Linked DNA regions of Mus musculus: all the other regions are linked to region 3. Evidence: chromatin loops called from intact Hi-C (ENCODE). Cell type or tissue: left cerebral cortex. All regions are shown on one strand.

Region 1 (8,000 bases), 410 kb after region 3:
CGATGCCCTCTTCTGGTGTGTCTGAAGATAGCAACAGTGTACTCATATACATTAAATAAATAAATATTAAAAAAGAAGAAGAAGAAAAGAAAATGACAGAAAAATGAAAGGAGTAAGCCAGGATTCACTGCTTGGGAAGGCTGAAACCAAGCTCCACCCTGCAGCAGCGAGGGCCCGTTTCCAGGCTCCCTTGCCAATGCGATTGCTGCTGTCAGTTTTTCCGATCTGACAGGCAAGACACACCTCGCTTTCATTGCTCTCTTATACTCACTGATGTTAGCACGTACACGGCTAATAATACACCGTAAGCACTGACACGGCTAACGACACATCAGGTTTTCTTCTGTTTTAGAATTTGCAAGTGCTGACATTCACTATGCAGCTATAAACTGAGTGCCTACGATGTGCCTTTTCTAAATACAAGAGGCATGAGAAAGAGCAAGGCATGGGTGGGCTGGCAAGATGGCTCAGCAGGTAAGAGCACTGACTGCTCTTCCTGAGTTCAAATCCCAGCAACCACATGGTGGCTCACAACCACCCAAAATGAGATCTGACACCCTTTTCTGGTGTGTCTGAAGTCAGCTACAGTGTACTTATTTATAATAATAAATAAATCTTTGGAGCAGAACAAGCAGGGACTGAGAGAGTGGGGCTGACCAGAGCAAGCAGAGGTCCTAAAAAATTCAATTCCGAACAACCACATGAAGACTCACAACCATCTATACAGCTACAGAGCACGCACATACATACACACACATACATACATGCATACACACACATACATACACACACATACATACATACATCTTAAAAAACAAACAAACAAAGCAGTGGTAGTGGGTACCTTTAATCTCAGGACTCAGGTGGCAGAGGCAGGCAGACCTCTGTGAATTTGAGGCTAGCCTAGAGCTAGTTCTAGGACAGGCAGGCTAAACATAGAAACCGTGTCTTGAAAACAAACAAAGGACAAATCAACCAACCAACAAAAAAGAACAAGGCAGATGAAGCTAGTGCCCTGATAGAGCTCTGACTCTCATGGAGAGAAAGACGATAAATAAGAATAAAAATGGGAAATAATTTAGACATTTATAAAGAACTAGAAAGAATGCCTCCCAGGGGGCTGGTGAGATGGCTCAGTGGGTAAGAGCACCCGACTGCTCTTCCAAAGGTCCGGAGTTCAAATCCCAGCAACCACATGGTGGCTCACAACCATCCATAACAAGATCTGATGCCCTCTTCTGGAGTGTCTGAAGACAGCTACAGTGTACTTACATATAATAAATAAATAAATAAATCTTTAAAAAAAAAAAAAAAAAAAAAAAAAAGAATGCCTCCCAGGGAAAAGGTGAAGTCATGCAGAAGAAAGGCCCAAGAATCACTGACAGGCAGTGAAGAACATCTCCATAAAGATGCATACATACATATACATATACACACATGCACAGCACATACCTAGGATGAATGACATGGGGCTACAGACTTCTGTCATGCAATGAAGCAAGTCACATGTATGGGGAAGGCCACCTGTAGCCCAAGGAACCTGTCAAAAGGCAGGAGGCTGGCTGCTAAGGCTAGAGGGGATGCAGTCAGAGCTATTTATAGCCCTAGTCCCTTACCTACGAGTTTTAAGGAAATAGGGCCAGGGGTGTAGCGCAATGGTAATGATAGGTATGTAGGTGATGATAGATGGATAGATAGATAGATAGACAGGCAGACTGATAAACTGAATGAATGAACCCAAATTTTTACATTTATTTTATTTTAAATTTTGTGTATATGTGTGTATATGTATGTGCAGGTACTCTTGGAAGCCAGAAGAGGGTATCAGATACCCTGGAAGTGGAGTTAAGGGTGGTTGTAAGATGCCTGACTTGGGTGTTAGAAACTTTTTTTTCCAATTTTTTATTAGATATTTTCTTCATTTACATTTCAAATGCTATCCTGAAAGTCCCCTATACCCTCCCCCTGCCCTGCTCCCCTACCCACCCACTCCCACTTCTTGGCCCTGGCATTCCCCCGTACTGAGGCATATAAAGTTTGCAAGACCAAGGGGCCTCTCTTCCCAATGATGGCCGACTAGGCCATCTTCTGCTACATATGCAGCTAGAGATACGAGCTCTAGGAGTACTGGTTAGTTCATATTGTTGTTCCACCTATAGGGTTGCAGACCCCTTCAGCTCCTTGAGTACTTTCTTTAGCTCCTCCAGGGTGTTAGAAACTTAAGCAAGTACTTTTAGCCACTGAACCATCTCCCTATCCCAACCCCATAGTATTTTTTTGAGGGGTGGGTTTAAAAACAAAAAATAAATAACTAACAATGACAGCCAAAAGAAAGTGACAATATCAGGGTCCAGGCAACCTGGGCTCTAAATGCTCGCCCCTTCCTCCTTGGGTCTCAGGAGGATAGCAGGTCATAGCTAGTGTTTCCATTGATTGCTGGATCTTTGTTTCCTAGGACAGGCCTACTGGCTTAGGAGGAAACGGTTGTTGCTTCTGTGCTTATAAGGGACACTGAAAAGCTGGTCCTTTTATAGACTAACACATCATGGTCTAATTTCATGACAATGATTTCTTAGGAACTTATTCATCAGTGAGCTCTGTCTGTGGCTTGCACATTTCTCAGGCTGGAGATCAGAGTCCTCAGCTTGGAAACAGTGAGGAAGACCCAGACACAGACATTCTGACCTTTTCTTTTTTTAATTTTAAAGTTTTTATTTACTTTTATGTGTACGGGTGTTTTTCTTGCATGCATGTCTGTACACCGCATGTATGCCCAATTCCCCTTGGAGGCCAGAAGAGGGTGTCAGCTCCCTGGGAACTGAAGTTCCAGAATAGTGTGTGTTGCTGTGTGGGTGCTGGGAATCAAACCCAGGTTCTCTAGAAGAGCAGTCAGTGCTCTTAACTGTGAGCCATCTCTCTAGCTGTTCTCCTCTTTAAAAACTTTTTTCATGCATATATGCACAACTGTGTGAGTGTACGATACTGTGTGCAGGCCCATAGAGGCCTAAAGAGGGCGTCAGATGCCCTAGAGCTGGAGTACAGTTGGTTAGGTCTCCTGATGTGGGTGCTGGGAGCCACACCCAGGTCCTCTGAAGAGAGGATACCCTCTTAACCAATGTGCCACCTCTCCAGTGCCTTGCCCCTATACCTGAGTCAGATCTTGTTACCTGAACCAGAAAGGTGGCCTTCAGATTGAAGCGGCCGTCTTTGCCTGTGCCGAGAGCCTCTATCACACAGAATGGCTATGTGAAGTGCTTCAAGAATGACTCACTCGGCCTTAAAGCCTGCGAAGTCTCCCAGAGGCCCCTGAAAACAGGCCTCTTAACCATTTGAGGGATACAGAGGCATTCCTGCCACAGAAATGTACATATACAGAAAGTCTGTGTGTAATGGAGCTCATGAACCCTGAGGCCCACTAGTGGGCTCTGCAGGACTACAGTATGCGTGGGTCCCAGATAAAGACCCTTTGTCCCAAGAGTTCATGGTATACCAATCTTGACTTTGACTCAAAAGGAAAAGCTGTGACACCTACCACCTCTCTGTCTGTCGTTCAAAATGTCCAACATCGGCCTAGAACCTAAGACACAGCACAGGAAGGGTGGGCCAAGGTCCTGGTGCCAGCATCCAGAGTCCTTTCCAGGTTGATGAATGTCTACAGTGACCAGATCATCCTTCGTGTTAGTGGTGGTGGTAATGTCTAGATAACTCAGTGCTGTGAGCTAAGTGCACTTTTAAAAAGGCACCCCCAGCAGCAGTAGTGGTGCACATCTTCTACATTCAGGATGTAGAAGCAGGTGGATCTGTGAGTTAGAGTCCAGCCTTTGTCTACACAGAGTTCTAGGACAGCCAGGGCTACATAGAGAGACCCTGTCTCCAAATCCACCCCGCCCCCAAAGTGAGCTCTTATTCTTCTCAGTATTACAGTGAGATTTCAGGGCTGGGGGTACTGAGGACTGAACTGAAGACCCCATGTATTCCAGGCGAGCGCTCTCTACCACTGAACCCCAACCCCCACATCTAATCATTAGCATGCCATCATCATCTAAGAGATTCATCTGGGAAGAAACACATCAGCATGGAAAGAAAACAGGTCACCAAGTGGCCGGGCTGTCATCTTGGCCCTGAACCTGACTAGACTTCCGTGGACAGGTCACTCGGAGCACATAATACCCACTGCAGGGTGTTTCGGCCCAAGGAAGGCATCACATGTGGAAACACTTGGGTTTTCAAAGCCACGTCCACGCGGGACGCTTCACTAATGCTGGGACCCCGTTTATGATTACATCCCCTTGTCTTGTCAGCGCCCGCTTCAAAGACCCTTTCCGTGTCAGCTTTGTTTTACAGTTAATCAATCAGCTTCACAGTTAGCAAGCTGTAAATGAGATGACTTACGGAAGGGGGTTCCTTCTGGACGCAGTTACTTTGTTATAGGCATCTTATGCAACACTAGACATTTGGAAGCCCTGTTTTATGTCGCCTGTTTGCGGTTGCCTCGTAACTCCTTACCCTTACTTTCGGATCTTCTGATTGTGTGTGTGTGTGTGTGTGTGTATATGTGTGTGTGTGTGTGTGTGTGTGTATGTATGTATATATGTATATACGTATGTATATATATTTGCACACAATGTTTTTAAAACTCATATATATACACATATACACATACATACATATATATATATTTTTTTAAACAGTGGTATTATAAGCTGGGACTACAGGCCTGTGGCGTGTGTCCTCACACCCTGCTGTAATGCTTTTCTGCTTTTGCCTCTGTGGGTTTTGCTAAGAGAACCCTGACACCACATCTGACTCTGGAAGGAATTCCTCCTTGGTTTCCTGCCTCTGGCTGAATGACTAAAAGCTCGGAAACTCAGCACAGCCAGCCTCAGGCGGGCGTGGGAGGGAGGTGCTGCTGAGTCAGGCCCTTCCCATCCAGCTGCCTTTGAACCCCAAGCCTGGATGGAGGGTGAGAGCTCATAGTCCACTGGATTCGGGAGATTTTTCTTGAAATGGTCAATGGCAAAAGTTAGCGTTTTAATCTTGTAAGGTGCTGCTGGGGTCAAACCTGGGCTTTGATGTGCCAGGCACCAGTGCCCCTGAACTACATCCCAGTGCAGCCTATGCATTTTTAAAAAGGGTCACATACACAGCCACTGCTGCGGTTGGAAAGTGCAAAGGTCTTTCATGCCCACATCTGCCCTCTCTCCAGTGACCATCCTGGCAAAGAGCCACCCAAGGTTAATTCTGTCAGCACCTGTCACTCACAGGACCTCTGTCTTCCAGCTTCCTAAAGGCCAGGTGACTGCAATAGAGTGTCACAGCAGACCCCTAACACTCAGAGATCTAAATGTTAAAATATGAATGATTAGGACTGGGGAGAGGCTCACTAGGTAAACAGTGCTTACTGTGATGGGATTCCCCCAGCACCAGCTGGAGTAGATGCAGCTATAGTTTCAACATGGCGGGGCCACAGAGGATCACTGGGTCTCAATGGCCAGCATAGTCAAAACAAAACAAAACAAAAACCAAAAAACAGCAGGACATCTTATGTCCTTTTCTGTTCTACCTACATACCTACCCACCTGCCTGCATGCATGCATGCACATACATGTACACACACATATGTGTGCATGAGTAGTCATATAGGGGCCCATGCAACCCCTCTCCTCTCACGAATATATACACCACCTGTAGACTTGATCTTTACCCACCCACAAATAAACAAATATTGATGGTTTGACAAAGTTAGAAGCAAGGCAAATTAGGAAAGAAACAAAGAGGCAACATTAGCTCAACTTGGCAGAAATCACAAGGGATGACTAAACAGGCTATCCGGTTTCTAGAAAATTCCTGCCATGGGCCTGATGGCAGGTTCTGATTCCATGGTTGCGGTTGGAACTATCAACCCAGAGATGTTGGCCAGAAAACCTCTGATAGTGAGCCATGAGGCAACGCTATCACAGGGGGCAGGCCTGGAACTTGTGAGCTATACGGATGCAGACAGCAGAGACTATCTAAACCACTCACTCCATCAGCCAGCACCACAGACGATGCTGGGAAACACAATGTGGTGATTTCTGAGAAAGCTCAGCTCCTGAGTGTGACCCCCCCCCCCCCCCAGAGCTACTCCCAGGCTAAGAACTGCCCCTGCCTGCGATTGACAAAGGGGCTAAGCTTTTATTTCTCAACAGCTGCTGCAAATCTGTGGGATGAAGCCAAAGCTGACCCAGATGTAGGATGAATCAGCAAACTACGTGGTCAGGTCAGCCAGAGCCTTCTCAGCCAAACGCCCCCTGCCCTTCCACCCAGTGCTGACTATAGTTACAAACCACCTTTTCTGTGCGAGGCGCTCAAAAACACACCCTTGAGTGGGTCCCACCTTCCTAAACTAACACAGCCCACACCGTTGCAGAGAGCCAGAGGTAAAACTCCCCTTCCCCCACCTCCCAACATACCTTACAGGATCTCGGGCTAGACTGCCTGTGTCAGCCACTCAGTGACCTCAAGCAAGAGAGAGCTAACCTTTTCCTGAGCTCCTCCATCTGTAAAATGGGGTAACAGGTCCTACAGTCATGGACTGGTGAAGAAAAGATGAGTTGCTCCCAGTGCTTAGACTAAGGCCTGACCCAGGTGAGCGGATGTGCAATAGACCAGTCTCAGTGTTGTCACGCCAGCTCCACCCCCACCTTCCAGCTGCTCCTGGAGGCTTTGTTCTAGTCCCAGAGGTCACCCCAGACGTTTGATCCCCTTGCTCGACTTCCAGGATGTGATCTAGATTGAGGTGGAGCTGCTGGCCAAGGGCAGTGCTCAGTGTGTCGCGTATTCCGTGAAAGCTGCGTGAACTGACTGATGGGGGAATGGAATGTGGGGATGGAGGTCAGTTAGACCGGGGACCTGACTAAGCAATCAAGTCAGGCTCTTTAACACATAAATGATCTGCTTCGAATGCCAGTGTGATCGGGGCTCTTCTCCCTTTCTCTAATAATGCCCTGCCCCCTTCTCATCCCTCCTTTTACTGGAGTCAGCACAGAGAACAAAGTAGCGCGTGGGTTGGGTCAAGATGGTCAGATCCATCACTAGCTTATGAGAATGCAGCAGCCTCCCACCATGCAATTACAACACAGGATTTGGAGGCGGGGGTGGGGGTGGGGTCAGGGTCACATCCAAGCTGATCAAGAACTCTCTATGTAACCCAGGCTAGCTTTGAGTTTGAGATCTTCCTGTTCCTGTCCTAGTCTTCTAGTCTTCTGAGTATATAATAGGACTCTGTGGGGCTTAGACCATATGCACACATACCCCATAAAGCTGATGGTGCCGCCTGCCAGAGAAACAAGCAAAGGAGACAAAGAGAAGACGGGCTTAATTGACTATGCCAGGGCTCTGCATGCTAAATAAACCTCCTACACGTGCCCACCTCCACTGTAAGAGGGGTGTAGGGAGTTACCAGAACTGCATACATGGGTGATTTGGTCCTCGTCAGTGAGATCTTTAGTCCGAGCCCAGTTTGTGGGAGGGTGGTGTGGAACAGTAAAATGGTCTGGCCTGGGTCTGCCCAGACTTTGACCCTGTGGTACATTAAGTGGGTGATCTTTGCATCTGTCACATCATCTTTCAGAGCCTCAGTTTCCTCAGGAGAAAAATGGAATTATAATATTGCTTCACACCACACTGTGAGGATTATTAATGTTTTATACTATGGCTTTGTGCACAAGGCTCTGGGTTCTATCCCCAGCACCACCACAAAAACAAACAAACAAAAAACACTGCTAGTTCTTCTGGACCAACAATGATGTCACCTCTGACCTTGGCCTAGCACCTCTGTCAGCTGCAGGTTCCTTGTCCTGGTGGGGAGGGAAGGAAGGACATTACCTCTTGGGCCTTGTATATATCTATTTGGGATACCTTCAGACACAACAGACAGGGTGACACCCCTACCTGGTAAAGGCCAGGTCCCTCTCTGCCTGGGGTGTGAGCACTCAAAAGTCTCAAAGCTTCGCTTCCCT
Region 2 (8,000 bases), 74 kb before region 3:
CGGAGTCTAGAGACAGAGCTGAGACTTTAGCTCCTTTATCCCCCCCCCCAACCCCCACTCCCTGCTTCAAGTCTTTCAGAAGTCCATGGCGTTGAGACATCCTTAGTTTGGCATTTACACCTTTCTATATGATCGCTGTGACCTCATCAGCCCCTCTCCTTTGCCTTAGACACTTGCTCCTTCTACCATGCCTCCACTGGTCTGTGCTTCTGACATTTCCATTCCTCTGCTGCTCCCCTCCCCCAACTCCCCTTAACTCTGCCAGCCTTTTTTCCCCTTCCCCTGCCTCAGAGCTGAGGCCTCTGAGGATGTCTGCCTCCCCATCCCTCATGTTGGGCCTCTTGCTGAGTTTCTGTGACTGTCCTAAGATGAGAGACTGTGGTCCAGCCCATGCCTGGACGGTGTCCTGACACACAATTGGCATTATACTGTTGAATATGATAGAATATGATGGAGGCCCAAAGGCATTCTGGGTGAAGGAAGAGGCATGCACTTCAGTAGCTACGACATGCCATGCCCAGGAGAACCTTCTAGGAAGACCCGACAATGGTTTCCCACTTCACCCTTGCTCCATACCTCCCTGGGCTCCCGTCCTGACCTAGCTGAGTGAGTCATTTGGGAACATGGGCACGTGATGCACTTCTAGCCAATGAGACAAAAGGACAAGCCTCCTGGGAACTTCTAAGAGATTTTCTGGATCCTAGACATGAGAATAGAACATATTTTGTTTAAATCAAATAAGATCTTCTATATATGTGATGCCTGGACCCACAGCAGCCACCTTGGATCATGAGGGTCCCGCTTAGCTGATGGAGTCTGAGAGCATCATTGTGACTAGGTTCTGCATTTGATGTTCCTTATCCATATGCCCTTGGGAATAGAGAACCTGCCCTGGTTTTCAGCCCAAGAGGGAAAGAGCTGACTGAGAGGAAGGACTGACAGAAGCCTCATCACCAGGGATGCTGGAGGGCTGCTCCAGGTTACCATGGTGTCTGCAGCAGGACCTTTGCCTCGGCTGGCGTGAGCTACTTTGAATTGATTTCATGGTACTTGCAGTCCAAAGCCTCTTAGTCATTGCAGCTTTGGGGTCTGCATTCCCTCTGCACATGGGCAGCAGGTAGCTTGGGATACCTGGGAGCTGGGGCCTTGAGTGATGCTGTGTGTTCTTCCCTGGCCTCCTAAGCTCAGTAGGGAATGAGGTGTGTGTGTGTGTGTGTCTGTGTGTGTGTGTGTGTGTGTGTGTGTGTGTGTGTGTGTGTGTGTGTTCATGTGCCCATACTTGCATACTTTGTAGTGACAGGCAAGGGAGGGGCTTTAAAGAGGAGAACATGGCTAAGCAAACAGGCTGTTTTTGCGCCTCTGCTTGGACAACAGAGCAACCGCCCTCATTTCTTTTTGTCCGAACAGATAATCCAATAATTAGAGCAGCAAATAGCATAACCCTGGCTAAAGCCATAATGAACCATCTGGCTTGAATCACTTAGGCTTATTCTAAGAGATCTGGTTGTCAGAGCTCAGAGGGTGCACAGCCTTGGGTGCCAGGTACAGGGTGGTCCTGCTCAGGGTCTCCTCACCTGTGAGAGCTACAATCCTCGTGCTCTTAGCCCCAATGAGATGCCCAGCTTCATACCCACTTCCCGGCTCTGCAAGCTCCAGGCCTCTTCTCCACACTTGTTAGTGTAGCATAGTCGTCTGGGTGTGGCCAGCCCCCAGTTTCAGTTGAGAAAGCTGTATCTAGGATCCAACTCATGTGAACCTGTCTCCAGGGAGGACACCTGTGGCCTGAGCCCAGGGACACAGCATGGTTCTGTTTGCCCCACTCCCAGCTGTTCAAAGAGTGTCCTGAAAACACCGGAGTTGACAGACAGGAGGTGGGGCTTCTGGCTTGCTTTATTCTTTCTGGTGGGTTTCCTCCCTCTTGGTCTTATGTCATCCCTTGAGCTGCTATGGCACCTGGAGAGTGGCCTGTGGCTCAGGCACAATCTTTGTCCACCTGCTCACTCCCTCACCTGCAGAGAGAATGCTGGAAATGGGAATCACTTCTATCCTCTCTTCCCAGGATGACTCTGGATCCCCCAAGGGGGCTAACTGTGGTCTTACTTAGAGCCTCCCTAGAGGGCAGCCAGCCTGGATCCTTGCACAGAGTGCCAGGAATTGGGCAGAAAGTAAATCCAGGGCGCAGCTCTGAAGATTTTAATAAATTCAGCCCACCTAGTTTCCCTCAACCTGCAGGACAGCAGAGGGCAAGGCCTGCTCCCCAGCCTTTATGCTTGTGGGTAGGTTCTCCATATGCCCTGAGTTAGGGGGTCCAGGTCTAGAACGCACACAAAAGGCAGTGTTCCAGCTCAGGCTTGATCCACCTCTGTTGATGGGCTCTCTAAAGTGAACAGTGGAGTCTGTTCCCAGGGTGACACTGTGAACTCCCATCCTTAGCGTCCAGAGGCACATGGTATGCTGGGGAACAGTCAGCCCCTAGCCCAGAGGCCCTGGGGAACGCCCAGACAAGGCATAACTACCAATGTTGCACGGAGGAGGGGCTGCTTTTGCCTTGGGCAAGCTGGGATGGGTCCCCCCAATCCCATGGGCCCATGGCATCTATGACTAGGTTCTGAGGCTGGCTTTGTTTTTTTTTTTTTTTCTAAGTGAAACAGGGTGACAGCTGGGCTGGGGCCCTTCCATGTAGTCACCCCAGCCGCAGCCACAGCCCTCAGCAAATTCACGGGACAGGTGATGTGACTTCTTCCCTCCTTGGCTTCCTGGATGGTCCCTGGTGGGCAGGGTTAGGCATCCTCAGGGACCACACAAGCCACCAGGAGAGGTCCTGGCCTGGCTCGGGAGACCCTGGTGTCTGTTGTCTCCCTGGGGCTGAGTCCGAGAGGAGGGGGCGCGGCTGGGGACCCTCCTGACCGGGGAAGCCGGCGTAACAGGTGGGCGAAGGTCCACGGCCAGGGCCGGCGGGGTCCGCAGATGCGGGAGGAGGAACCGCCAAGGTTTTTCCAAAGGACAAGCGGCCCCGCGGTCCTGGTTCTCGGCCCGCGCACCAGCAGAGCCGTGGCGCGGTGCGGGCCGCCGGGCCCGCCCCAGCTACCGCAGGGTCCCCAGCTCTCCGGGTGGACACCCCGGGACAGCCCGCACAGGGCTCTGGGGCCTGGCGCAACCGCGCGGCCCGCAGCAACTGGTGTCTCTCCGGGGCGCAGCTCCGCCCTTCCCGGGAACAAAAGCCGCCGCCCGCGCAGGAGCTCCTGGCGCGCGGGCCGAGAAGGGGTGCGGGGCGCGCCTCGGGGAGCGGAGGCCTGGAAACGGGGCGCCCCAGAGGACGCCCCCAAACTTCCCAGCTCTCCCGTGCGGTTGTTCCGGGCGGCGGCGGCGCTTGCCCTGCGGGGACCCGGGTGCGGGGAGGGGGCGAGCGGCCGGCGACTGGGAAACTTACTGCAGTCGTCTGACTCGTAGCCGTCGACGTCCGGCTCGTCCTCGGGGGGCTTGGCGGGCGGCCTCGCGGGGCTGGGGCCGGGGCTGGGGCCTGGGCTGGCTCCGTAGGCTCCGAAGAGCTGGTCCACATCTTCGTCGTCGTCGCGGGCGCCGTCGGAGGGGCTGCGGGGGCTGGCGCTGGCTGCGGGAGAGCGCGCGGGGGCGTCCGGGGGCGCGGGGGCGCGGGGCGCGGCGGTAGGGGGGAGGCCCCGCGGGAAGCGGGGAAAATAATCGGAGATCTGCTTGATAGGCCGAATGGGGCCGGGACACACGTCGATGGCCATATGCTCCTGGATGCTGATGGTCGCCTTCTCCCCGCGCCGCCGGAGGGTCATGCAGGCAGCGCCGCGGCGCGCGGCCCGGCCCGGCCCGGTGTGACCCCGGCCCGGGGGCAAGTCAGCGGGTCCCGCGGGGCGCTGCGGGGGCTGCGGTCATCGCCAGCGTGGCCCCCGGACGGCCCTGACGCGGCTGCTGCCTGCTCGGCGGCGGCCGGTGCGAGTGAGTGCGGGGCCGGCAGCAGGGGGCGGGCCCAGCCCGCGTCACCCGGCAGCAACCAAGCGGTGAGTGTGCGGGCTGCGCGCGCGGGCGGGCGGGCTGGCGGGCACGGAGAGAGCGAGGGAGCGAGCGAGCCAGGAGAGCAACCACTTCCTCGCGCTCACACGGCGCGCTCACACACGCGGGAGACGCGCAGGGCCACTCGGAGCCTTTGCCTCACTTAGGCTCGCAGACTGGGTGCCAGCCCATGAGGGGCTGCATTCCACTCTCGTGCAGACACACACAGACACACAAATGTGTGTAGAGACACTCAGTGGAAAAGATCACCCATTCCGGGCTCCAGGCTACAGACACATGCACTGGTGGATGCTAAGGCATGGTGCACCTCCCCAGCATGCAAAATACATACAAGAGACACATGTTCGCAAGGATGCCCAGGGCAGTCTTCCGTGCTGGGCTCAACTCACAGAACCCATAATAGCCATAGAAGCCATTTGGGGATGTGGATAGGAACTCCTCAAAAAATCCCCTCCTTTGTAGAGGCAGGTAGGTAGGCCACAGGATTACCCTGCCAGGGAACAGGCTGTTTACTTCCTAGCAGGACAAGTGTACCCTGGGCTGTCCCAGGACACTGCTGGGACAGTCTGCTTACTTCCTCTCAGGTCACATGTAAACAGGAGCGTCTATGACCTGGGCCAGACTCCTCACTCAGTCCCTGAGTGGCTTAAAAGACCCAGAAGAACAGGCTGGGTGAGAACTTGGACCGGGGCATGGTCAGGATGGACAGAGGGAAGCAGGCCAGGCCAGGGATCTCCTGGGGTGATGACTGAGTTCAGGTGTAAAGGCAAGGTGCTGCCTGGCCCACACTTGTGCCTCCCATGCCAGGCAAATCCCTGCCGCAGTTCAGGGAACAGCTGTGCTGGGAGCAGGCTGCTGCGTGTGCAGATGCATCTCCAGTAAGCCCTGGGCCGGCGAGGATGGAACCCTGTTTACTCTGGTTTTCACTGACGCGTGGGAGAGGCTTATCATTTTTGGCTGTGTCCCTCTTTTGTCAAGGTTCTCAACCCATGGGCTGTGACCCCTTGGCGGACTGTCGATTTCGACCATGGGAAAACACAGAGATTTACATGGCAATTTATAACAGTAGGAAACTTACGCTTATGAAGTGGCAATGAAAATAATTTTACGGTTGGGAGTTGCCACAACACAAGGAACTGTATTGAAGGGTCGCAGCATTAGGAAGGTTGAGACCCACTGCCCTACTGAGTCTAATATGAGAGTGTCAACCCAGAACAGGCTGGGTGAGGACTTGGACTGGGGCATGGTCAGGATGAACAGAGGGAAGCAGGCCAGGACAGGGATCTCCTGGGATGATGACTGATGCAAGGTGAGGGCTGGAGCTAGGAGAGGAGAGGGCCTTCCCTGTTGCTCTCAGTTGCATCATTCAGGTGGGGTCATTGGAGCCCCTGTGTCTCAGTTTTCTCATCTGTCAAATGGGACTAATTCTGATTTCCCAGCAGTGTGGGGAGGCCCTCCATGAGCCTTGAGTATGACAAGATGACATGACTTCCTCATGATTCCTCCTTCCTGTTAGAGACTAGACTCACTGAGAAGAATGGAGAATTGTGTGGTTTCTTTCCCTTCTTTTTGGTTTTCCTGTTTTCTTTGTGGGACTGTGAGTTGAACCTGGGCTCTCTCATACACATTAGGCACACTCTAACCACTAAGCTGGACACCCCAGCCCTCTGTAGTTTTTATTCTGAGAAAGGGTTGCGCTGAGTTGTCCAGAGGGCCTTGAACTCATTCTGAGGTTGATCTTGAATCTGTATCTAGTCCTCTTTAGATTTCTTATTTTGAGACAAGGTCTCACCAATTTGCTCATGCTGGCCTTGGACTCACCCTAACTCAGGCTGACCTTCAACCTCTAACCCCTCTGCTTAGACCTCTTGCAGACTGGATTACAGCCTGCTCCCATGGGCCTGGCTTTCGTGCTTGAGTGATCATGCCTATCTTTGGAAACCATGTCCTCCTCTGCCATCTTTCTTGCATTCTTTTACTGCCCATCGTAGAGCCAGAGATTCTTGTTCCCATTTCACAGCTCAGGAAATTGAGGCCCAGGCACAGAGAACAAATCAGGGTGATTGTTGGTTGCTGAGAACTGCAATTAAGACCTAACAGAGGACTGGATATGGTGGCAAATTCTAGCACTCAGGAAACAACGGCACAAGGATTGCCTCATGTCTGAGGGTAGCCTGGTCTACACAGTGAGTTCTAGACCAATCAGGACTAGACATCAAGACCCCATCTCAAACAACAACTCCCCCAACCCATGTTTCCATTCTCCCTTCCCCTGCCTTTCCTTCCTCACCCTGCAGAACTGAAGCGACTCAGAGTGGAGCTGGCTGCCCAGGTGAAGCCCTGTTCTCAAGGATCCCCATGAGGCTTCTTGGATGGGGACAGCCAGATGGAGTGGGGGTAGGGGTTGAGGGGCCAAGATTCAGGGATTACAGGAGAATAAGCTGGCCTGGTAGTCTGGCTGCTGGGGGAGCCCACTCAGCCTTCTTGAGGGTCTGAGTCTAAGGAGAGAGATAAGAACCTGGTCTCAGAGGCTGTCGTTGTAGGAGGACCGAAGGGGCTTAGACCTTACATACACACACACACACACACACACACACACACACACTGTGACTTTTCCTATGTCAGACGTGTCTACATCATAAAATGATTATGCTGTGACATGGGTATCAAAAAAAGCAGACAGTCTCCACATGTCCTTGGGTGGGTGGGGACAAGAAGAGGTGGTACCATCTTGCAAATAGGGACACTGAAGCTTCAAGTGATCAAGTGTCTGGCAACTGGGACTGGATATAGGAGCCTGGTTATACCAACTCCTGACCCTGTGTTGTTTTTAAGTCCAAGTCTGACTCATGGGCTCATGGGGAGAGTGGGGTGGAGGAGAGTCTGACCAAAAGTGGCTTTCTGGAAGAGCAGCTCACAATTCTCCGCCCTGTAGGAGCTAGCTCTTAGGAAAAATCTAGAAGAAGTGGGGAAAAGGTCTTAGCTTTGAGCCAGGGAACCCTAAGATACCCGCTGAAGAGATGGTATGTGGACCAGGCTCTGGTAGCTGGCAGAATGAAGGCCCATTCTGAGTCGGAGTTTGATCACTCATGAACCCTGCTGACATGGGGTGGGACCCCACAGAGGGAGGTGCGGAAGTACTGTCATCCAGAGAAAAGTCCATTTTCTGGAAAGACCAAGGGTTAGGACTGAGACAGACTTGGAGTCGAAAGCTCCGGTCTTCCGGCCCTTGACTGTGCCTGACTTTGTGTGATTGGCTTCAGTCCGAGATTTAGAAGGAATCTGGATAGAAGATGCCTAGCACACTACCTGGCAGGCAGTCGGCATGCTTGCCCTGTCTCTCCCGTGCATACACCATCCTATGCTACCTGCCTGCCTCAGTTTCTCTCTTGGGTGAATGCAGTCAGTTGCTCTGTCTATTGCCAGAACCAAGTGAGGAAGGACATAGACTAGAAACCTACCGAGAAGCGAATGTTCTTGCCAATGCTGAGTACCAGCTGGCGGGAGGTGGTGGGGGTGGGGTGGAGGGGTGGGGATCTCCACGCAGCTGGATATGTCCAAGTTTAATCAATCATGCTGCTGGGGCTCCGCAGCAGAACTTCCCCCCTCCCCCGGCAAGGTTCAGAGAGTGCAGTTTTCTCTCCCCTGCAGACTCTCTCAAAGGCCCTCTGCCAATAAAACAGACTTCACAAAGGATGGCTGGGCTGTCTGTCCCACCTTGACGAATGGTTATGAATAATGCAGATTCCGGGGCCCCACCTCACACCCACTGACCCAGAATAGGCGAGTGCACTTTCGGATGTGTCTAAACAAACACCTCTAGATTATTTTTACGCACAGCCAAGGCTGGGAATTGCTGGGTTAAAAGGTGCTAATGGCTTGATACCATGATGCCCAAGCTGCAGGTGGCCCCCCATCACGGTTCACACCTGTCACACACACCACTGACAGCACCTCTC
Region 3 (8,000 bases):
GGTCCAGAGGCCTGTCTCCACGCTCCTTGGCTGTTCCCTACCAGCTCAGCAAACCCACAGGGATAAGACTCTCAGCGCCTCCTATACCATGGATTGGCAACACTTCGAAAATGCTTCCCCTTACTCTGAAACCATAAGCATCGTTAAATCTCTCTGAATGCACTCTGACCTCCCCTCCCGTTTCTGCCACAGGTCTCTGGGAGCATGCTCAGGTGGTGTTTGGCGGGGAAGCCATGCTCTGGCCCCAGATGGAGTGGGCTGCACGCAGGAAATGAATAGAGGCTGTGAGCAGAAAATTGCACAGGCCAATTATAGCAAGCCAGGTCTTCTCGGAGAAGCTTCTCAATCTTGATTCAATTCCCAGAACAACAAATATGCCAGTGTTTAAACACAGTCCCAGCCGAAGCGACACTACTGGCCCCTGGGTGGCTGAGCTCTCAGGTGGGGGAGGATTGGGGTCTTAAATACTGGGACGTGCTTCTCAATGGTGCGTGCAGTGAGCGCTTCATTTTCAATCTGTTTTGTTTCTTTTGGGAAAACCTCTAATTCTGAGGCCCCTCTATCTTCCTTACTCATTGTTCCATCGTTCAACTAGGTTATTTCCTTTTTTTTTTTAAATCCCATTTTTTTTTTCTTAGGAGATCTTACAGACTTCTCTGGGTCACTAATTCAAGCTTCCTATTTTGTCTAACTTGGGGAATTTCGGGTTGTCTTTAGATGTGTACTGGTGACATCTAACATGCACGCAGAGTTTATTCTGTACACAGCACAATTCAGAACCGTCTTCATATAAACTCACCAAGTATTACTGAATTGAGGAAGCCCCTGGATGGGAGAGCAACACCAGGCATCCCAGGGTCACACCACAGCTCCCTGGTCCTGGTAGCACCACCTTAGACCTGTCACCAAAGGCCCAGATCATTCACCTAGTTGCAAAATGGGAACACTAATAGTCACCTCTGATCCTTGTGTCAACCCTGCAAGAAGAACGTAGCAAAGGCTGCTTTCCTGGGCCACAAGGACTTTTTGGCAGCCCTATGGGGTGTATGTTTCAAATTGTTTATTTAGGAAAGGAAATGGGGTGTCACTTCAGGGCTAGGCACCAACTAGGAAGTCAATAAATACTTCCTAAAGCAAGGGTCTACCCTCAACTCCCTAGTCCCCATCTGTGAGACAGCTGGCCAGCAGGAGGGGCACAACTGTGCCAGCCAGTGGCATTTGGCATCTGAAAAACAAGCTGGAAGCTTGGATCACGTTTTATTCAAATTAGTGCAAGAGAGAGACCAAATTCAGACACTCCCTAGAGGTACAGGTATGACAAAGCCAAACCACGACCACACAGGCCTGACAGACAGAGTGGGAGGGACCAGAAGCGATGCACCATCAGGCTGAAGTCACACCAGCTGGGAACGTAGGTACCATGTACCCTGGTGTAGTCAAGGTAAATCTCACAGATGATAGGGTCCCCAGTGATGTCCGCTCCTGAGTGTATTCCTAAGGGTGGCTTAATAACTTAAAGCACTCAGTAAATGACACAACTAATTGAAGACTTGCGGGCCAGAGACCCACCTCCAGAAAGGACGATGCTGACCTACTGAGTGCTGAGGCTTTGGGGACCATGCTCCAGTATTTGCCTCAGAAGACCCCAGCACTACAAGGTCGGGAGCCTCAGGTCTCTGGACATGATATGCGACTGAGGATTTCCACTGTGTTATTCTGGTCTTTGCTTAGATGCCCTTTAGCCTCCCCATTATACCTGCCTCAAGTCTATGCTGAAACCCAGCCTTCTGGAAAGGACCCAGTGACATTTGCCTTCCCTGTCACCTTAACTGGATTTGGAGTCCCCTAGGAGATGCGGCTGGGGATGTAGCCACAAGAGTTCTCTAGGGAGGCTTAACTGAAGAAGGAAGACCCATCCTAAATGCAAGCAGTACTGTCCAAGTTGATAAAAATACTGGGCGCCATCAGAATTCTTTCGCTTCTTGACTACAGACACAGCGTGACCAGCCACCTTGAATTCTATCCGCCTTGCCTTCTCCCTCCCCTGCTCCCCCGCCCCATGCCAAGATGGACAGCGTACCTTCAAATGGTGAGACAAAATGACCCCCTTTACTTTTGGGAGTTGCTTTTGTAGTCACGGATATGACTACATTAAAAGTAAAATGGCACATGCACTGGCCTGCCCAGTTATTTCTCAACTGTGGTAACAAAATCTACAACCGTAACCAGTTTTAGCCTTACAGTTCAGCACTGTTAACTGCAAGCACACTGTTGTGCCTCCACCCTCCATCCACGGGGCTCCAGTCACCTTCCAAACTGAAGCTCCGCCCCATATCATGCGAATCAACCCCCCCTTCCCCGCCTCAGCACCCCCCCCCCCAAGCACCAGTACCTGCCATTCCCCTCCCATCTCCTTGGATAGCTCTAGCTATCTCTCTTAAGAGCAATCCCCCAGTGTTTGTCCTGGTGTGACTGGGTTTCTGTCACCCAGCACCTAACCTCAAGGTTCATCCATGTGGTAGGCTGTGTGACAATGTCGGTCCCTCGGGAGGCCACATGAAGTGAGTGGTGTGTATAGTGCATTTCACTTAGCCACTTGTCCTGAAGGCACTTGGGTGGTCTTCTCCTTCAGTCCCAGCGAACGCTACTGCCAGGCATATGTGCGTGCAGTATCTGTGTGAGCCCCTGCTTTTAACCCTTGACATTTCAGCTAAATCAGCGGCTGCAAATATCCACCATCTAGAATGCTAGATAATGGGCTAATTCTACAGAAATACCTCGAGAATCTGCCACACTCCTCTACAGCAGCCCCACTGTTCTGTATTTTTGTCAGCAGTGCACAGTGGACTGGGTCCAGGTTTACCACGACACTGCTTGCTTTAGGACAGCCACCCTGATGAGTGTGACATGGTGACATCCTCTTCAGTTCTGCTCCCTCCACCTTGTGCTAGCTTCCTTTTCAGTATCCAACAGATGATGCCATTTGTGCTAGCTGGTTATGTCAACTTGACACAAGCTAGAGTCATCAAAGAGGAGGGAGTCTCAACTGAGAAAATGCCTCCATAAAGATCAGACTTTAGGCAAACGTGTAGGGCATTTTCTTAGTGATTGATGAGGGAGGGCCCAACCCATTGTGGGTGGTACCATTCCTGGGCTGGAGGTCCTGTAAGCTATAAGATGGCAGGCTAACAAGCCACGTGAAGCAAGCCAGTAAGCAGCATCCCTCCATGGCCTCTGCATCAGCTCCTGCCTCCAGGTTCCTGACCTGCTTGAGTTCCCGTCCTGACTTCCTTTGATGATGAACAGTGATTTGGAAGCGTAAGCCACAGAAACCCTTTCCTGTCAGCTTGCTTGGTCATGGTGTATCATTACAGCAATAGCAGCCCTGACTAAGACAGCCTTCCTTCCTTCCTAGCTTGCTCACGCTGTACTGTAAGTTTCTCACCTGTGCTAAGTGAGAGCTTAGGAAAGGGACATTTGGATGCTTTGCTCATTACTGTTTTCTAAGAGTCTGAAACAGTATAGGCACATAGAAAATACCCAAGGAAGGAAGGAAGGAAGGAGCGAATGAATGAATGAATGAATGGCTACAAGGCAGTCTTGTTAGAGTGCATTTTGGAAGAAGACACAGCTAGCTTTAACTCCTGGCTCCATTAATCACTCCTTGGGGTCTTTGGGCAAGTGACCTTTCTTTGAGCCTCAGCTATTCCTTCTGTCATGGGGACAAAATCCTGAGTCCCTTGCTGGGCTTCTGTGAGGAAGATGGATGTGACCAACATCTATTGTCATTATTAGCCTTTCTGGTGTGTGTGTGTGTGTGTATATACAGTTACCACAGAGGACTATGTTGGGGTTGTGGTGAAGTTCTTCTCTTTGGGATCTGTTGGCATCTCAGGGTAAAACTTCCTATGCGGGGGCTCAGACTGGCACTTCAAACAAGTGACAGGAAGGTGGGAGTGGGTCAGTCTGTCTTCGAGGATGCTACTGGTGGGGGCGTCCAGATAGGCAAACTGCTCTGGGACCTGGTGGGTGCCAGGAGCCTCCTCCTGCTGCCACTTGTGCCTGTGTGGGAGGCCAGGAGATAGCTGCGACCGGGGGCTGTTTGACAGAGCTGCGGCAGCGTGGGAGGTGACCAACAACACACTGAGGAAGTGTGGCCACCCAGGTCCCCCAGGAATGTTGCTACAGCAGCTGAGAGCAAGCCAGGGACAGATGGTAGGGTACTCAGGCAGCCACCTGTCCCTGCAAAGCCACCCACTCCTCAGTGCGCTCACGGGCCTGTGAAAGGGGCCCTCAGGCAAAGCTGTTTGCAGCAAGAATCCAAACTGCAAGCAATGGAGACATTCAGCATGGTGAGGCAGATGGCAGCCTGCAGTGACACAGGCCGCCAGCCAGGGAGGCAGGTGCTGAGGTGCTGGGCTCAGCAGTCACAGGCAATTGGATGGGGATTGGGGGGTGGGGAGGGGGTGGGGGCTGTCCCAGACTCTCCTGTGAAGCCCAGGTGAGGGACAGCTCTGCCAGTGTATGACCCTATTAGAGTACCACTCACCTCCAGTCTGGGTGGGCTCAAACAAAAGGCACTTTCCTATCTTCACTTTCCCTATTCTGTGAAGAGTGAGTGAGGGGAAGTGGGTATACCCCAGCTTCAGTGGGCATGGGCCCATGGGCCCCTAGTCAGGATCACTAGTGATAAGACTGGGAAGCAGATCAGAGGCATGTTGCGGGCAAGAGGTTATGAAATGGTCAGAGCAGGCACTTCTCTTTGCCAATTCCCCTTTGGATCAAAAAGCATTACTTAAACACCTTTCTGTGCAAACTGCTGCGGGAAGCCGCAGTACTGTCAGCGGGTGCAGGCTCTGCCTGGGTCTAATCAGGATTGTGTGTGTGAAAGCACAGGAGACTGCCAGGGTAAAGAAGAGCGCTCTAATTGTATTAATCAGCTTTCAATTACTTACAAATTGCTGTTCACCCCTTCTTAGCTCATCCCCTTGGATAACAAAGCCTGCAGCTTTAGCTTCTACCTGTTAGAGGCTGGGGGAATGGTTTCAAGAATGCAGGGGGATCTAGATTCTAATTAACCTTTCCACTGATTGCAGGACAGCTTTGGGTGAATCATGGCTTTTGATTTTTTTTTGCTTTTGCTTTTTAATAGATGGGGAAGAAAGGCTACACAGTACATTAATTTTCAGTTTGCTACCTTTAGTGCCAAGTTTAGAGCCTCCAGGGGGGTCTCCTCCAACCCCAAGTGACATACCGGTGGAGACCTGTGAGAGGTGGAACTAAAGACTGCAAGCAGGGATGAGGCTGTAGCCAGGCCTGCCTGCCTAGCATGTGATGGAGGGGATTAAGTGTGTGATGTCACACTCAGGCCTGGCCTAGCAGAGTGGTCTGTGGCACACAGAGCCATCCTTTGTCTTTCATCCCTGCTACCATCCTCAAGAGATGAGATTCCCAGACACAGCCGGGCTGGCAATGTAAATTGCATCTGGGATTTACCTCAGTCGGGCTCCCACCCAGGGGAGCAGAGCCGGGGGTGCAGAGGAGATGGCACAAAGAGGGGCTAATGTCCTTGGGGCCTGACCCCTTTCTAATGGCCACAGAGAATCACAGGCGCTGCTTCTGAGACGTAGAATGACACAGGTAAAAGTTCCTAGCAGAGAAGGGGATGTGAGAAGTTTTCCTACTGTTTCCAGGTCAGCCTTGGTCTACTGGGCTCCATGCATCAGAAGACTAACGACCAGGGGAACCTTGAACCTGGGAAAACTGACATAGACGCGGACAGGGTAGGGACAACTCTAGAGACACCAACTCACAGGACACATGGGAACTGCATGAATGTGCTTGCCAGGTTCAGAGGGAAATGGAGAGTCATTCAGCGTCTTGAAAAGATGAATGCTGGTCTAGGAAACAGAGCCTGGAGAACAGATTGAGTGTTTTGAGGCAGGAGGATTGAAAATTAGAGGCAAACAAATAGTAACCCAAAAGGAAGGCTGTAGACCTGGGCAGAAAGGGAAGAAATGAAAATGGGAGGAAATAGCAGCAGCTGAGCCTGCACTGGAGGCAGGAGCCAGGAGCCAGGAGCCAGGAGCCAGGAGAGTGACAGCTGAGTGGCTGGAGGGGGACCTGTGCCTAATGCTCATAAGAGCATCAGTTGGCTTCTCTGACATATAACTGGGAGTCACATGAAGTCAAAGATGAGCATGTATTATGGCCTAAGAGAAACTCTCTTCTCTGTTCCCAGGGATAACTGAGTGGCTAGTGGAGGATCGTTCCTAACAGCAAAGGAACAGAGACCCTGAAATCACCAATGGGAGAAAAAGGACTAGAGGGAGATTGCAGGGGAGAGGGTCCACAGCAGGAAATAGAGACAGGCAGGACAAATGCATATGCATGCATTGACATGCTCAGTTTCAGAATCACAACATTAGAGCAGCCAGCTCAGAAAATGAAGGCAGGACGCTGCACTCAAAGGCAGATGTGTCCTGACCACACGCTTGACTTGGGTACTGGCTAGTTCCTATCAGTTCTATTATGACCCTTCAGGCACACATGGCTGTAGAAATTGTTTTTGACATGGAGTCTTGCTATGCTCAGGAAAGACTTTAGCTTCCAGACTTAAGCGCCTCAGTGGCTATGGTATGGGTGCATGCCGTTGTGACCATCTTCCTGCGTAGATGTCAAGATTCCCAGAATTGTTTATATCTTGAACTATGCATTGAGTACGGGTGTGCACACACAGCACAAGTGCCTGCAAATGCTAGAGATGTCAGAACCCCAGGAGCCTGGGTTACAAAAGGTTGTGAATTGGGATGCAGAGATGCTCGGCAGTTAAGAGCACTGCCTGCTCTTCCAGAGGACCTGGGGTCAACTCCCAGCACCCAAATGGCAGCTCACAACTGTAACTCAAAGATCTGACATTCTTGCACAGACGTACATCCAGGCAAAACACGAATGCACATTAAATAAAAATGATTTTGAACTGTCCATCCTGGGTTCTGGGAATTGAACTTGGGTTCTCTGCAAAAGTAGCCCCCCCACACACTCGTAACCAATGAGCCATCTTTCCAGCCCTAGTGTATCTCTATTTTAATGTGTGTATCCATGTATGTATGTATGTATGTATGTATGCATGCATGCATGTATATTTGTTTGCAGTGTGGGCATTGAACCCAGGGCTTGGAATGGGCTGTTATTAAGTGTCTACCACTTGAGCTACATCTCCAGCCTCAAGACTCTTTCCCTTTTGGCTGTTCATGCACTTGTATTGATATAAAAACTAGCAAAGTACTTAAATCAGATATTAAAAAGAAAAATCAGTATCATGGGTGAAAAGCTTTAAGGTTTTCCAGGATGGAGGGAAACATGAGTTGAAAGAAGTGGTGGGCATAAGGCAGGAACCAAACATGTTAACAGAGACTCCTTCCTGGGTCAGATATCCAAATACGAAAGTGCTAATGCACGTGTGTGTAGGTGTGTGTGTGTGTATGCATGTGTGTGAGACTATGAATGCACAAAGAGGTCAGAGGTCAACATTAGGTGTCTTCATCTATTGTTCTCCACCATTTTTTCTTGTTTTAATTAACCAACCAGATTTATGTATCTATAATAGCACAATTTACAAGATGCCAATGCAATAATTTCAGAGCCAATTGATAATGATAGAAGCTTTATCCCAATACTTCTAACCTTGTGAAATCATAGCTACTTGTCTCTGGAAAACGCCATGTGGGTACATGTCCTCAGCCACCTTGCTTCTTCTCCTCTGAGATGCTCTCCCCTCCTCTCTCCACCTTGTTTTTTAAAAACAGAGTCTCTCCTTGAACCTGGAGCTCACTGACTGCCAAGCCAGCTGACCCGTGAGCTCTAGGAATCCTCTTTCCCTGCCCCAGCACTGGAGCTAAGGCAGCAACATGCCAAGCTTCTCACATGTATGCTAGGGATCTGAACTTGGGCCCTCGGGCTTGTGCGGCAATCTTATTAGCCACTGAGCCGTCCCCCAG

The links. A loop is a pair of places that touch in the nucleus more often than their neighbours do. Peaks named below come from ENCODE experiments on the same cell type or tissue, not always from the same donor. Only the 100,000 strongest peaks of a DNase experiment are listed, where the experiment ranks them.
Region 1: a loop joins it to region 3, with 3 times the contacts of the local background. A loop is called at or near these places in 2 of 42 quality-filtered maps.
Region 2: a loop joins it to region 3, with 7 times the contacts of the local background. A loop is called at or near these places in 2 of 42 quality-filtered maps.

The regions. Positions count from the first base shown.
Region 1 is chr11:76,280,754-76,288,753 of GRCm38, forward strand. All of the region lies in intron 1 of Nxn (nucleoredoxin), which reads right to left. Among named protein-coding and RNA genes, the nearest start is that of Mrm3, 41 kb to the left of the region's middle. In left cerebral cortex, no CTCF peak of the experiment used is centred here; a DNase peak (open chromatin) is centred at 4,884.
Region 2 is chr11:75,792,091-75,800,090 of GRCm38, forward strand. Doc2b (double C2, beta) reads right to left here and starts at 3,970. Exons shown (of 9, transcript NM_007873.3): 1 at 3,431-3,970. The coding sequence starts at 3,803. Gm12339 (predicted gene 12339) reads left to right here and starts at 3,719. Exons shown (of 4, transcript NR_136933.1): 1 at 3,719-4,028. In left cerebral cortex, no CTCF peak of the experiment used is centred here; a DNase peak (open chromatin) is centred at 4,059; H3K4me3 peaks cover 1,700 bases; H3K27ac peaks cover 327 bases.
Region 3 is chr11:75,865,805-75,873,804 of GRCm38, forward strand. The region is part of intron 4 of Rph3al (rabphilin 3A-like (without C2 domains)); the gene reads right to left. Among named protein-coding and RNA genes, the nearest start is that of Rph3al, 41 kb to the right of the region's middle. In left cerebral cortex, a CTCF peak has its summit at 4,372; DNase peaks (open chromatin) are centred at 72, 288, 3,390 and 4,200; H3K27ac peaks cover 174 bases.